Regions from separate parts of the Mus musculus genome. Here all the other regions are linked to region 1. A link is a contact called in ENCODE POLR2A ChIA-PET data. All regions are on one chromosome and are shown on one strand. Each heading gives the region's core, a stretch centred on a gene start or an enhancer-like site at or near the end of the contact. The rest is flanking DNA. Distances are from core to core; before and after follow the strand shown. Region 1 holds the start of Fus (fused in sarcoma). Region 2 holds the start of Bcl7c (B cell CLL/lymphoma 7C). Region 3 holds the start of Tgfb1i1 (transforming growth factor beta 1 induced transcript 1).

Evidence for each region. ChIA-PET counts read pairs that join two places held with the same protein, here RNA polymerase II (POLR2A).
Region 2: POLR2A ChIA-PET joins it to region 1 with 20 read pairs in embryonic stem cell. The contact joins the promoter of Bcl7c here to the promoter of Fus in region 1. POLR2A ChIA-PET finds 5 or more read pairs at or near these places in 4 of 5 experiments (Patski and embryonic stem cell).
Region 3: POLR2A ChIA-PET joins it to region 1 with 12 read pairs in Patski. The contact joins the promoter of Tgfb1i1 here to the promoter of Fus in region 1. POLR2A ChIA-PET finds 5 or more read pairs at or near these places in 3 of 5 experiments (Patski and embryonic stem cell).

What each region holds. Positions count from the first base shown.
Region 1 is chr7:127,965,047-127,969,382 of GRCm38, forward strand. Fus (fused in sarcoma) reads left to right here and starts at 2,433. Exons shown (of 15, transcript NM_139149.2): 1 at 2,433-2,531. The coding sequence starts at 2,519.
Region 2 is chr7:127,706,249-127,710,633 of GRCm38, forward strand. It overlaps Bcl7c (B cell CLL/lymphoma 7C), which reads right to left and starts at 2,518. Exons shown (of 6, transcript NM_009746.2): 1 at 2,188-2,518; 2 at 1,632-1,710; 3 at 1,185-1,293; 4 at 928-1,089. The coding sequence starts at 2,279. Mir762 (microRNA 762) reads left to right here and starts at 2,239; the gene lies at 2,239-2,314.
Region 3 is chr7:128,243,479-128,248,204 of GRCm38, forward strand. Tgfb1i1 (transforming growth factor beta 1 induced transcript 1) reads left to right here and starts at 3,334. Exons shown (of 11, transcript NM_001289550.1): 1 at 3,334-3,530; 2 at 4,699-4,726. The coding sequence starts at 3,518. It overlaps Armc5 (armadillo repeat containing 5), which reads left to right. Exons shown (of 6, transcript NM_146205.2): 6 at 547-1,622. The coding sequence ends at 1,339.

The DNA of each region.
Region 1 (4,336 bases), core at 1,183-3,682:
TTTTTTTGGAGACAGGGTTTCTCTGTATAGCCCTGGCTGTCCCGGAACTCACTCTGTAGACCAGGCTGGCCTCAAACTCAGAAATCTGCCTGCTTCTGCCTTCTAAGTGCTGGGATTAAAGGTGTGTGCCACCACTGGCCGGCAATTTTTTTTTTTTTTAAAGAATACTTATTTATACTTATTTTGGTCAGGCCCAGTTAAAGGCAATTTACAAGCCAGGTTGTGGTGGTACACAACTTTAATTTTAGTACTTGGGAGGCAGAGGCAGGAGAAGCTCTGAGTTCAATGTCAGCTTGTTCTAACAGAGCGAGTTCCAGGATAGCCAGGGCTACACTGAGAAACTCTGTCTCCCCCCGTCCCCCAAAAGGTGGTTTACAAATGAAAAAAATCACATAATACAATCTACAGTATGCTCTCTTTCTCATATTTGTTTTTTTTCCAAGGATCTTACACTAACCTAGGCTGGGTAGAACTCACTTTAAGGTCTAAATTGGGCTTGAACTCATGGCAGGCTTCCTACTTCAGCCTCCTACTGAGCCATCACATCTGACTTATTCTTGTTTTGATTGACATGAGATTGGACTGTCCAATACTGACTGCAGGGCCTTCACATGGCAGAGTAAAATCCAATCCCTGGGCCTTCACATGGCAGAGTAAAATCCAATCCCTATTTTTTCCTTGCATCCAGGAGGAAGGCAATCTTCAGACAAGCTGCAGTCTAGAGGCTGCCTCCCTGCCTGTCCCCTGCCTGCTTCTCACCATCTCTCCACACTGTTCCGTGGGCGGGCCAGAGAGGGTTCCTAAGAGGAGGACAATGTCTATCTTTTCTCCAATGCCCCCTCTCAGGATACAGCTAACGTGGCTTCACAGAGCAGGTTCTCAGTCAAGCTTGGTCATTTTTGTTCTTCTTTTTTTTTTTAAATATCTTTTTAAAAAAAGATTTATTTATTTATTATGTAAGTACACCGTAGCTGTCTTCAGACACTCCAGAAGAGGGTGACCCCTCTCCTCTTCTGGATCTCGTTATGGATGGTTGTGAGCCACCATGTGGTTGCTGGGATTTGAACTCAGGACCTTCGGAAGAGCAGTCAGTGCTCTTAATCGCTGAGCCCTCTCTCCAACCCGTCATTTTTGTTCTTATCCACTTGGTAAACTCCCAGTAGAAATGTCATTCCCTCAGACCCATCCTAACCTACTCATTGCAAAATGAATTACCTGATCTCTGTGATCCCAGAGTCCCTGGTATTGGAATTACAGTTGGTTGTTTGCCCACATTCGGGTACTAGGAATTGAACCTGTGGTTTCTCTAGAGCAGCTGTCTCTCCAACCCCCTTGAATTTCGTTTTGTCCTTGAACTGACAAAAAGTGTTCATGCCTTTAAATGCTTTCAATCATTTCCTGTAACCAAGAAGCATTTTGTAGTTCCCCAGGCTTAGACTTTAAAGATCAGAAGGTCTGACCCTGAACTGCCTCGTACCTCATTCACATTCTTAGTCTAGCCGCTCACTGCTCTCATAAGATCCATCTCCCCTCCACCTCTGCCTAGCTCCGGGACTGGAGAGGTAGGCAGGGTCATGCACAGGCTAAACGATCGCTCTATCATTAAGCTACATTCCTCAGATTTCTTTACAAGATGATGATGGGGGAAAACCAGGACGACTGTAATTCCAGGATGCACAGGGCTAAGGCAAATAGGATCAAGGATTCGAGATCAACTGAGCGGTACTGAGAGGCCAAATTAAAAAAAAAAAGGGGGGGGGTAATTGTGGGTTTGAAGCCTCTTAAGTTGTATACATATGTGTTATTGTTGAACCAGCCTTAGGGCCATAGGGTCCAGACTAAAGCTCATCTTCTTCCAGGTTAAACGTCACAATCTATAAACCTTGTTAAGGTCTAAAGAACAGCAAGCCGAGGCATTCCTAAGTGAAAAACGAGACTGATCAGTGTGCTGTCTGTCAGGAGAGAATGTGGAGGACCAGAGCGACACTGCGTTCGACTCAGTTGCTAGGCCAGGGCAAGCGAAAGTATGCTGCATCTTCCCCAGTGAAAGTGGGGCCCAGCCGCTGGGCCGGTCGGAAGGATTTCGGTTCCCACACCCGGAGACTCCAGGCCTTGACTACACAGTTCCGCTCTCGGGCGCAGGGCCCTGGCACCGCCCCTAGCGGGAGGCCGGGTCGTACCATTCTGCCTCTAGTGGGGTAGAGGTGTGTCGAAGGCGAGCCCCGGGCGACGGACGAGAGCCACCGGCCGCAAGGAGAAAGCGCGTGCGAGTGTTTGGGAATAAAGCGAGTTCGTTTTCCCTCTTGTCTTCCTGAGCTCTCCGTATCCCCGGGGAAGGGTGGGGACCTGGGCGTGCCTCCCCCTCGCGCTTCTCCACTTGGTACGTCCCGGTGGCGCGTAGGCGGCAGGCGTACTTAAGGCGGGCGCGGGAGGCGGGGCCGCTCAGTCCTCGCGGCATCGCTTCGCGGTCGTCTGGAACTTTGTTGCTTGGCGGCCTGCGCTGCGCGCGTGCGCGGACATGGCTTCAAACGGTATGTGGGAGCGCGAGGCGGCGACGGCGCGTCCCTGCGAGGCCTCGTTCCCTCGCAGCAAGGCTTTTGGCTTTCGGCTGGGCCTGCGGTGGCGGGCGAGTGGGCTCCCCCACCTCTGGCGGGAAGCAGCGGGTGGAGGGAAGGGGAGGGCGGTGTCGCCATTTTGTTTGGCTCCCCTGGCGCCTTTGGCGCGGAGACCGTGGGTTTTCTCTCCTGGCCCGGTCACTTGAGTCGAGTGTTGAGAGAGACGCTGCCTGGCGACGTGGGGTGACCGGGGTGAGGGAGCTCTGGGTCTCCGCAGCTTCGCCCCACCCCCTCCCCTCCCTCCGTTCCCGGCCTCGCTTTGTCGCAGTGCTGCATCCGGGCACTTGGTGCGCGCACGCGCTCCTCTGGCCCCTCCCCCTTCTCGCCGCGGCCCCCCTCCCCCCCGCCAGGAGTTGGTCCGTTTTTTTTACTTTTTTCTTTTTTTCTTTCTTCTTCTTTCTTTCTTTCTTTCTTCTTCTTTTTTTTTTTTTTTTTTTTTTTTTTGTCGCGAGACCCTCGGCGGAAGACTTGTGGTCCGGTGCTGGCCTCGCCCTGCTCGCTGGGTCCCTTGGGAAGGGGCGGGGCCACCTCTTCCCGCCTCCGTGGCCGCGCAGCGGGAGCGGAAGCTCCTGGCTGGCCTGCGTGTCCGTGGGATTGGGAGGACCGCCAGGGGATGACCAACGGAGTCAGGGACCCCGGCCTGAGTTTCCCACTTCAGAGTTGAGTTTTCCTAAGGCCGGAAGGAAATCAGAGGAGTCGCTCTCCGAGGCCACACCCTCTCGCTGTCAGTTTTGTCCCAGTGCGGGGGTAGAGCTTGGGTTTCCTGCAGGGAGCTGCTGAGCTACAGCTTCCCAGATTGTTGAAAGTGCTGTCTGCTTTGGGTGCGCATGGTAGGCGGGAGCTCAGTTATTTGGAGCCACACGTCGGGAACCTTGGGAGCACCATGCCATTTGGGGGTTGGAGAGTCCCATTCTTCTAGCTGCTTCCTTGGGCTTGAACTCAACTGTGTAATAGCGCTGACTGTCAAAGTTAATCTTGACATCCGGTGATACCACCTTTCCTGTATACAGAGCTGCTGTGAAGATATAAAATGTGGTGACGTGTGTTGCAGGCCTTGGAAAGACCTGCAACAAGTCAAAAGGATTTTTAAACTTAAGGGATGATCTGTATTTTGAGTTTTTTTTTTTTTTTTTTTTTTTTTTTAAAGATTGAGCCAGGTTTGGTGGCACACACCTTTAGTTTCAGGACTAAGAGGTAGAAGTAGGCAGATCTATGTGAGTTCGAGGTGGTCTACATATTGAATTCTGGGATAGATACATAATCGAGACTTCTGTCTCAAAAAAGAAAAAAGGCAAAAAGGACATGATGTTGGATTTTTTTTTTTTGTTGTTGTTGTTTTTTTTCGAGACAGGGTTTCTCTGTGTAGCCCTGGCTGTCCTGAAACTCACTCTGTAGATCAGGCTGACCTCGAACTCAGAAATCCATCTGCCTCTGCCTCCCAAGTGCTGGGATTAAAGGCGTGCGCCACCACGCCCGGTCCGATGTGGGGCATCTTTAATCCCAGCATTTGGGAGGCAGAGGCAGATGGAGCTTTGTATGTATTAAATTGGAGGCCATCCCGGTCTACAGAGTGAGTTCTATGCAGAGAAACCCTGCCTCTAGATAGAGAACCAGTCCACCCACAGAGCTCTGTGGCTGTCATGCTTAGTGGTCGCTTGTTTAGTGGGTCCCAAGCAAGCCCTGGGTTCTACCCAGAACAAAAGTCTAAGACTTATTGGTGT
Region 2 (4,385 bases), core at 1,268-3,767, 260 kb before region 1:
ACGCTTCCCCTGCCCTATCCGTTTATATTAGCAAAAGTATTTGGAACAATCTCGGTATGGCCCAGGGGCCATGTCATGGTGTTCTTGACAGGGGAACAATTTTGGCGGCAACAGTTTGTCAAGGCCTCAGTGTGAAGTGAAGGAACCAGAGGCTGCGGGGAGCCGAAGAAGGATGTGAGGCAGGAAAATAGCCGTCTCGAACGTGTGCTTTAGGAGAGCTGCTCTGCAGCCACCGGGGACAGGCGTGGAGGCCAGAGCAGGTACAAGGGAGAAACGAGAAGGCAGAGCCAAAGGCACAGGAGTCAGGCACGCCTGGGAAGTGGTACTGACCAGACAAGGGGTGGACTATTTGAAGACAGAGGAGCTGAAGAAGGCTCAGGCCCAAGGTGTTGCTCACTGGCTCTTAAGTCTGGGCATCTTTCTCTGGATGTTGGTCTCCTCGTGTACAGAGAGGACTCATGATAGAATCATTGGTCCCAAAAGATGACAGTGAAGATTAAATGCGAAAACAAACAACAGAACTTCGGAGTGCTCAGAGGAACGACTCACAGACAAGCGGTTCTGTTAGCTGTTAATCTACTGCTATTAATCCCTATGATTATTGGAATTATTTATTCCCTGAACATCTATTACGCATCCCACATGATCAAGATCGGTATGGCTGACAGGAGATGATAACAGAAAAAGACAATAAGCAAGCAAAGAAATAAATCTGCAAAAAAAAAAAAAAAAAGTCAGCTGGTGATATGCTCCCTACAGATCTAAGAAGCCGGAGGATTGAGGCACAGCTGGAGGTGATCTCTGCCAGGGTCAGGGAAGATTCCCTGAGGGAGGCGGGACCGGGTGAGAGGACATAATATAAGAAACAAGGACAGGATGGTGGGTTCAACTTTGATGAGAGGGCTCCTGAGAGCCACAGGGCCCTACCTCTCTCCTGACCCAATTGTGGGGGCTGAGTATCTTCAGTAATCACTTCTGGGGGTCCAGTTGGTGATCCAGGGCGGCTGGGCTGGGGCGTCCCCCCAGGGCTGGGCTCAGCACCCTTTTGCAATGAACCTTCAGAATGGAAACTCTGGTTGCTGTTCTCATCTGATGAAGCAAAAGCCGCGCGTTAATTAGCCAGAGATCCCCAGGGGATTCCTTCAGTCCCCCCCACCCAACTCCATTCCAGAATCTCTACATACCATTGAGATCCAGTAGGATGAGGGGGCCTCCCCCTCTGGGACTGGTGCCCCTACCACGTCTCTCCCGGCCACGGGATCTCTCTGCCCCGCCTCCTGCCCGCCGCCTCTCCTGGGGGTTAGAGAGGTAAGATCAGAGCTAGTTGTCTAGGGAGCTCTTACAAAGCCCTTCAATACGAATAAGGAAACCTAGGCTCAGAGAAGCGAAAGGTGCTGCATCAGGTTGTGTAGATTGAGTTAGGCCTTGAACTTGGAGAAAGTGTGTGTGTGTGTGTGTGTGTGTGTGTGTGTGTGTGTGTAAGTGCGCTCGCGCCCCCTAATAATCGTTACCATCTGCCTGGGCTCCACACTGGAGTCTCCAAGCCGACTGAAGGTGGAGGCCAAGGCTGGGAGGGAAATTGCTTGAGGCTGCACAGATGCAAGGCCTGTTGGGGGTTGGGGCTTGCTCACCTCCTCCTGGGGATCCACCACAGGCACCCACTTGAAGATTCGAAGGGAAGTGTCTCCCACAGTCACCCAGCGCTTCTCCCTGTGGGAGGTCAGGAGACTGGATCAGGGAGGCCCAAGGATGAGCCCCACAGACTGGAGGTCAGGGAGGTGTGCTAGGGTAGGGACAGCTTCGCTAACACTGGCACAGAAGCAGAAAGAGCCCTCAAACCCCAGGGCAAAGCAGAAACGGATATAACTTGGAGCTGCGGTTTTGCAGACACCTGGGGCACTCAGCAGGGCGCCACCAAGGCCTGGCCAGGGACTCTGGCAATGAAGACCCGGGGCCAAGCTTGCTAGAGTGTCAAAAGCTTCAGGGGGCGGGGCATAGATGAGGGCTCCCGCTCAGGGAAAGCACCACTCCGGACCACGCTTTGTAGACCTCTGGGAATTGCCGGGGAAAGGGGGCGCCCTGTCGATTCAGAGCACAGCTGGTGGGCGGGGGCAGCGGGCCAGGAAAGGGCGGACGCGTTTGGAGGAGGTGGCTTGGCTGTATCCCTGGCCCGGGGGCAGCGCTCACCATCTCCGGACCTTCTCGATGGTCGCCATCACCTTCTTGATGTCATCTTTGGCCCGGCTCCGGGTCTCGGCCCGCACGGTCCGGCCGGCCATGCTGGCGGGGCTGGGGCCGGGACAGAGCCCGTGGCGGGGCGGCCTGTGGTCCGGCGATCTCAGGCTGAGCGCCAGGCCCCAGCGCCGCTCTTTCGGCCTGCCGTCCCTCCGGGAGTTGGCCGCGCCCTCCCTCGCTCCCCAACGCCTCCGCGCGTCCCCGCCTGGCTTCCTAAGACCGCGCCCCGCCCCGGCCCGTCCCCGGAGCGGCCCGGGCGGCGCGGGCTGCTAGAGCCCCGGCCTGGAAGCCCGGCCAGCCCCGCCCCGGCCCGGGCCCGCCCCTCGGGGCGCACGGACGCACAGCGCCCTCTGCCAGCCACGGAGAGGGAGAGCTGGGGGGCAGCTGTGCGGCTGGACGCGCGCGGCCCGAGCGAGGCGGTGCGTTCCGGCCACGTGGGCTCAGGGGTGCGCGAGAGGGACTGTCCTGGTGTGCGTCCGCGGCGGGTGGGCGTCCCTGAAATGCTCTGTGCGCGCGTCTGCCCTCTCCAGGCTGTTTGATTCTACGCTGCCCAACTTAATTTGTTCATTCATTCATTGAACAGTCCCATGAACAGTGCCAAGTACGCGCCAGACGCTGCGAGTGGAGAGCGGGCCTCCTCAGCCAGAATGGCGGGAATGAGAAAGACCATGTAGATGGGGTAGCAGAGCAACTTGGCATTCCTTGAATCAGGTTGTGTAATTGGTAGAGATACTTTGGAAAACTGATAGTCTTCCAGTGAAAAACTTATACCAACCCCGTTTTCCAACACTTTCCACTCCCAAGCTATCAACACTCAACAGAAGAAATGTGTGCTTGCCTAGTTTTTTGTCAGCCTGACATAAACTAGGTCAGCTGGGATGAGGGAACCTTGGTGGAGAAAGGGCCTCAATCAAGATGCCCTATGGGTAAGTCTGTGGGGCCATTTTCTTGATGGTAGTTGATGTGGCAGAGCCCACACCACTGAGGGCAGTGCCACCTCTGAACACTCTAAGAAAGCAGGCTGGACAAGCTTTGGGGAGTAAGTCAGCAAGCAGTATTCCTCCAAGGTCTCTGTTTCAGTCCCTGCCTCCAGGTTCCTGCTTTAAGTTCCTTCCCTGACTTCATAACGGACTATCACTGCAAGCTGAACTACATTCTTCCCTCCACGAGGTGCTTTTGGTCATGGTGTTTATTACATCACTAGAAACCTCACTAGGACAAAATGTGGTGTCTGTATGAACACCAAGATATGAATACTGGAAAGTTTGGGACTCTTTTCACAGTAGCAACAACCTGGAAACAACACAAAGAATGGAATGGAAGGGGCTGGCGAGATGGCTTAGTGGGTAAGAGCACTGACTGCTCTTCCAAAGGTCCTGAGTTCAAATCCCAGCAACCACATGGTGGCTCACAATCACCCATAATGAGATCTGACGGCCTCTTTTGTTGTGTCTGAAGACAGCTATAACAATAAATCTTTATAAAAAAAAAAAAAGAATGGAATGGAAAAGCAATTACAACCTATTTCTACCATGGACACGGACAGAACAGCCAGAATCACCAGAGTCCAGCTATGTGCAACAGTGAAGAGAGATCTTGGATGAAAGAAGTCAGATGTGACAGCATGCATTAGAATAATAATTAGAATAATTAGAATTATATACATACATACCTACATATAATTCTATATATAACAGAAAACAAATACATTTTGGGGGGGGGGTCTGGACAGTGATCACTATTGGGACTACCAAGCAAAAGAAGGGGTTTCTGGGACCCGCTTGTCACACTGGTCTTAAGTCTGTCAAGATGTACATTTAATACTTGTGTAATATTTCTTGTGTCTATTATAGTTCAGCTAAAGGTTTACTTAAAATGGATGCTGTCAAGATGTCTCAGTGAATAAGGCATTTGCCACAAAGCCTGATGACCCAAGCTCAAAAATTGGGAGCCCATGTGATAGAAGAGGGAACCCACTCCTGACAGCTCTCAGACCTCCACACCTCTTACACATCATACACAGGCAAAATAAATGAGAGACGTTTTGGTTTTTCCTTTAAAAGAAAAAAGGCCAGATGTGGTGGCTCACACTTTAATCCCAGCACCCAGGAGGCAGAGGCAGACAGATCTCTACATGTTTGAGGTCAGCC
Region 3 (4,726 bases), core at 2,084-4,583, 280 kb after region 1:
GGGAATGGGTGCCTTGCGGGGATTGTGAGCTAGATTGCAACTCTCCAGCCCTGCCCTCAGCTTGCTGAAAGACCCCTTCTGACCCCAGCCCTGCCCTCAGCTTGCTGAGACCCCTTCTGACCCCAGCCCTGCCCTCAGCTTGCTGAGACCCCTTCTGACCCCAGCCCTGCCCTCAGCTTGCTGAGACCCCTTCTGACCCCAGCCCTGCCCTCAGCTTGCTGAAAGACCCCTTCTGACCCCAGCCCTGCCCTCAGCTTGCTGAGACCCCTTCTGACCCCAGCCCTGCCCTCAGCTTGCTGAGACCCCTTCTGACCCCAGCCCTGCCCTCAGCTTGCTGAGACCCCTTCTGACCCCAGCCCTGCCCTCAGCTTGCTGAGACCCCTTCTGACCCCAGCCCTGCCCTCAGCTTGCTGAGACCCCTTCTGACCCCAGCCCTGCCCTCAGCTTGCTGAGACCCCTTCTGACCCCAGCCCTGCCCTCAGCTTGCTGAGACCCCTTCTGACCCCAGCCCTGCCCTCAGCTTGCTGAGACCCCTTCTCCCCACAGGAAGCCGACTCTGTGGCGCCGCTTACTTCTGGATCAGGGTGGCCTCCGCCTCCTCCTCACAGCACTAACGCAGCCAGCGCCACACCCACTCTTCCTCTTCTTTGCAGCAGACTCCCTGTCCTGTCTCCAAGGCCTGGTATCTCCCACTGCAAGCCCAGTCCCTCTACCTGCCCTGCCCTTGGAACTTGACTCACCTCCCCCTTGCCTCTACGAACCTCTGCTGGGTCCGGCCCCTGCCCCAGCTCCTGACCTGCACTTCGTTCTGGATTCAGGCCTACAGCTCCCTGCTCAGCGGGCTGCTTCAGCTGCTGCCTCCCCTTTCTTCCGGGCCCTGCTATCCGGCAGCTTTGCTGAAGCCCAGATGGATTTGGTGCCGCTTCGAGGCCTGTCCCCTGGTGCAGCGTGGCCTGTCTTACATCATTTGCATGGCTGCAGGGGCTGTGGGGCTGCTCTGGGGCCCGTACCCCCACCTGGTCAGCCCCTGCTGGGCTCCAAGGCCGAGGAAGCTCTAGAAGCTGCTGGCCGATTCTTACTGCCTGCACTGGAGGAAGAGCTAGAAGAAGCTGTGGGCCGCATCCACTTGAGTCCCCGGGGTGGCCCGGAGTCAGTGGGCGAGGTATTCCGTTTAGGCCGGCCCCGGCTGGCTGCCCACTGTGCACGATGGACACTAGAACCAGGGCAGTGCCCAAGAAAAAGGGCCCTGGCCCTTACGGGGCTCGTGGAAGCAGCAGGCGAGGAGGCAGGGCCCCTCACTGAGGCTTTGCTGGCTGTGGTAATGGGGATTGAGTCATAGTGCATATGCCCTAGGCTAAACTATTGGCATCCCTGGGAGAGGACCCAAGGGATGAGTTGGCTGTAAAGGAGGCTTCTCTCAGCCTGAGAGAAGACTGCAGAAGGCGCTATCCTCAGGGACGGAAGAGAAAATGGAACTGGATCCCAGGATGAAGATCTAACGATCCATAACTCAAAAGCCAATACCAGAGTCTGTGCAGGAGTCCAAGGGACAGCTCAGGCCCAGGGTCTGGCCTGACTCAGCACTATGGTATTGAAATTAAACACCTGAGATTTGAACACTGCTGCTGTGTGGGGTCGTCTGTGTGCTTTCCCCTGGGGGGGTACCCCACCCACTTACCTGCTGAGAGCTCCTCGATTTGACTCAGGCCATCTGGGTTTCAGGGTTCAAAAAAGCATCTCCTGAGGGCTACTACAGACCTGGGGTATGGTGGGTTTTCTCTAGGATGGAGTTTTGAGCCCCAGTGGAGGCCTGCTTTCTGTTTATAAGTCCTCATTGCTTAGACACAGCCACCCATCTAAATACATAACCTGGCCAGGGTTAAGAGGTTTGGGCTGGGTACTTGTGTGGAGCATGGCAGAACACTTCTGTCTTCTGACTGTCCTTTACCTGTCAGGCTGTGTCTGTTCCGAGCTCTTGAGCCAGTTTTTTCAAAAACCATTTATTAGTGTAGTAGGTATGTGCAGGCCGTGCTCCCTATGTGGAAGTCGGGACAACTTGAAGGGAACCATTCTCGGCTTCCATCATCTGGCCCTAGGGACCAAATTCAGGGCATCTGGCTTGGCAGAAAATACTTTACCTGCTGAGCCATCTTATCGGTCCAAGCCAGTTAAATGTCAACTGCTTAGTGGGAAACCTGCTATGTTCGTATGGTTTCTGAGGCCCATTCTTAGTCACTTTCAGAGAAAGCCCCTCTGCTGGCACACGGGTGAAGGAAGGGTTCCCTTGCCTGGGCTCTCAAGAGCCCTAGACTAAGCCTGCCAGGGCCTGGGCATTTCAGAAAGGTGAGGTAAGATGGTTCTTGCTGACCCTGAGCCTCTGGGGTTTCAAATCTCTGCCTAGGTTATGCATTAGGGTGTGCTGTGGTGGCACACACCTTTAATCCCAGCATGGAGGAGGCAGACCCAAGAGTACCTCTTTGGAGTTCTAGGACAGTTCCATAGTGAGATCCTAACTTTTGAAAAAAATGTACTTAGGCCTGGTCCCTTTCTGGTTGATTTAGGCTGGCATGGAGGGCTATGCTGGGCTTCAGTATTTTTACCAAATTTCCCAGGTTCTGACTTGCTCCAGAGTTGGGGCCCCACATTCTATGGCTTAGATCTGTCCTCCAGGATGCCTGCAAGACAGCAGCCATCTGTCCATACCCATCTCCAGGTGTTTCCAACTTGACTTCTTTAGGGGTCAGTTCACAGACAGCTTCATATCACTCTGTGGCTGGTCAGTGGCGTTTTCTTCTCTTTCACCAGTACCTTAGGAAAGGGTTATTTTGGAACGGGCTCTGGTCACCTCCTCCGTGTTAGGAATGGGTTTGTTATCCTGGGAGTTTACATGGGGTTAAGGTCTGAGGTTTGCTTTCCCTGTTCTGTGTATCTATTCCCAGGTCTGTCTTTCAGGGAAAGTCCTGCCTTAGAGTCTGGATCTCTGTTCTCTGTGAGACATTTCTTATTATGTATGCCTCCTGCCGTTAGGCTGGCAGTCAAAACCTGTAGTCTGCCAGATCCTTAGAATGTCACTCCTGCCTCTAACCAAATTCCGCAAGTCTTTTTAAAATGCCCAGGGTGCGAGCGGGGCCCTACTTTGAACTCTGCTGGCTTTGGGAGGTGCGGGCTTGGGGCCCTCCGTTTATGAGACTCCTTAGGCAGGAGCTATGGAAGAACCACTCTGACTTGGTTTCAGCTTTAGGGACTCGCTGCCGCTGAGGCAAAGGCTGGGGTGTGGCCTCCTCTAAACAGAGCCACAAAGCTGGATTGGGTGGGCCCTAGTGCTGTCTTTCTTCATGTCTCCATGCTCCCCCTTCATCGCTCCCCCCCCCCCCACTGTATCCCAGCGGGTCCCGGCTTCCATACATGGTCACGGCCCTGCTTCTAACTCCCTGACGTCCCCCCCCTCCCCGTCCTCCGCCCCCACCGGACACGGCCCCCGCCCTACTCTCCCCAAGCTGTCCGCCAGCGCACCGCCATGGAGGACCTGGGTGAGTGAGGAGATCCCCCTAGCCTCTCATCCTTCCCCGCATCTATCCCCTTCCCAACTCACACTTCTTCCCCATCTCAGCTTTCTCTCTCCATTTTCTCGCCTCAGCCTGCCTGTGCCTCCCTCCCAAATCCACATACCCTTTCCTGCCTCTCCCTTTCCTGCCTCGCTTGCGACAAGCCGCTCCCTCCGTTCTTCCCTGGCTCTCTCTGCTCACTCAATCCTGCTTGTGCAATGGACAAAGTGTTGAGGCACCCACGGGGGCCTGGATTCAGAGACTCTGGGTAGGAAGGGGTTAAGAGATCACTGAGTCCCGGGACTGGGAAAATAGACTAGAGAGGAGAGTGTGACCTGGAGTTTCGGAGATGAAAAGGACCTATATCAGGGTTTCAAGAAGAGTTGAGTGCTCCCAGGTAGAGCAGAGGTCAAGAAAGTCCTCAGGGCAAGAAAGAGAATAATAGAGAATGCCAGGGTTATAGAAAGAAGTCTAAGGCTTCTACCGTAGAGGCTCGGAGAAGAGTAAAGGGACGGGGCGTAGATAAAGCGCCCCAGGCATCTCGTCCCCTCTATTCGCCTAGGCTGAGACTAGAAGACTCTGCTCTTCGTGGCAGAATTTCTAGATCCAGCAGCAGAGGGCGCTCGTCAATAATAGTACATGGATAAGACGTACACCAAAAAGCCGCTCCCTGCCAGGGCCACTTAAAGGACAGGGCTAGACTTCAGTGTGGCCAAGTGGACCAAGCTGGGGAGAAGTAGTAAGTATGTCACAGCAAACATCTAATCAGGAAGTTGGGTGTCAAACATACAGCCGATTGAACAATTTGGGTACAGTAAGAGACAATCTGGGCTGCACCAGAAAAGATGGAGAGAATAAAAGATCATTAGTTGGTTTGTACTTGGCTCCCAGGGTAAGTCAAGGGAGAGGTCTGATCATAAATACCCCGCCACCCCATCCCTCCCCCTCCGCCCCTCCATCCCCACTCCCCCCGCGCTACTATTCTACTTTTTTGCCTTGGTCTGACCCTGTGAGTATGGTTTTGGCCGCTGCCTTTAACACCGGCTTTCTACCTTTTAAAACACGGACACTTGAAATCCTTTATACTCTAACCTCTTAAGACCTTGACATCCCCTCCTTCCCAAACTCTCACCCTGAGGGCCTCTCACCACAGATGCCCTGCTCTCTGACCTGGAGACCAC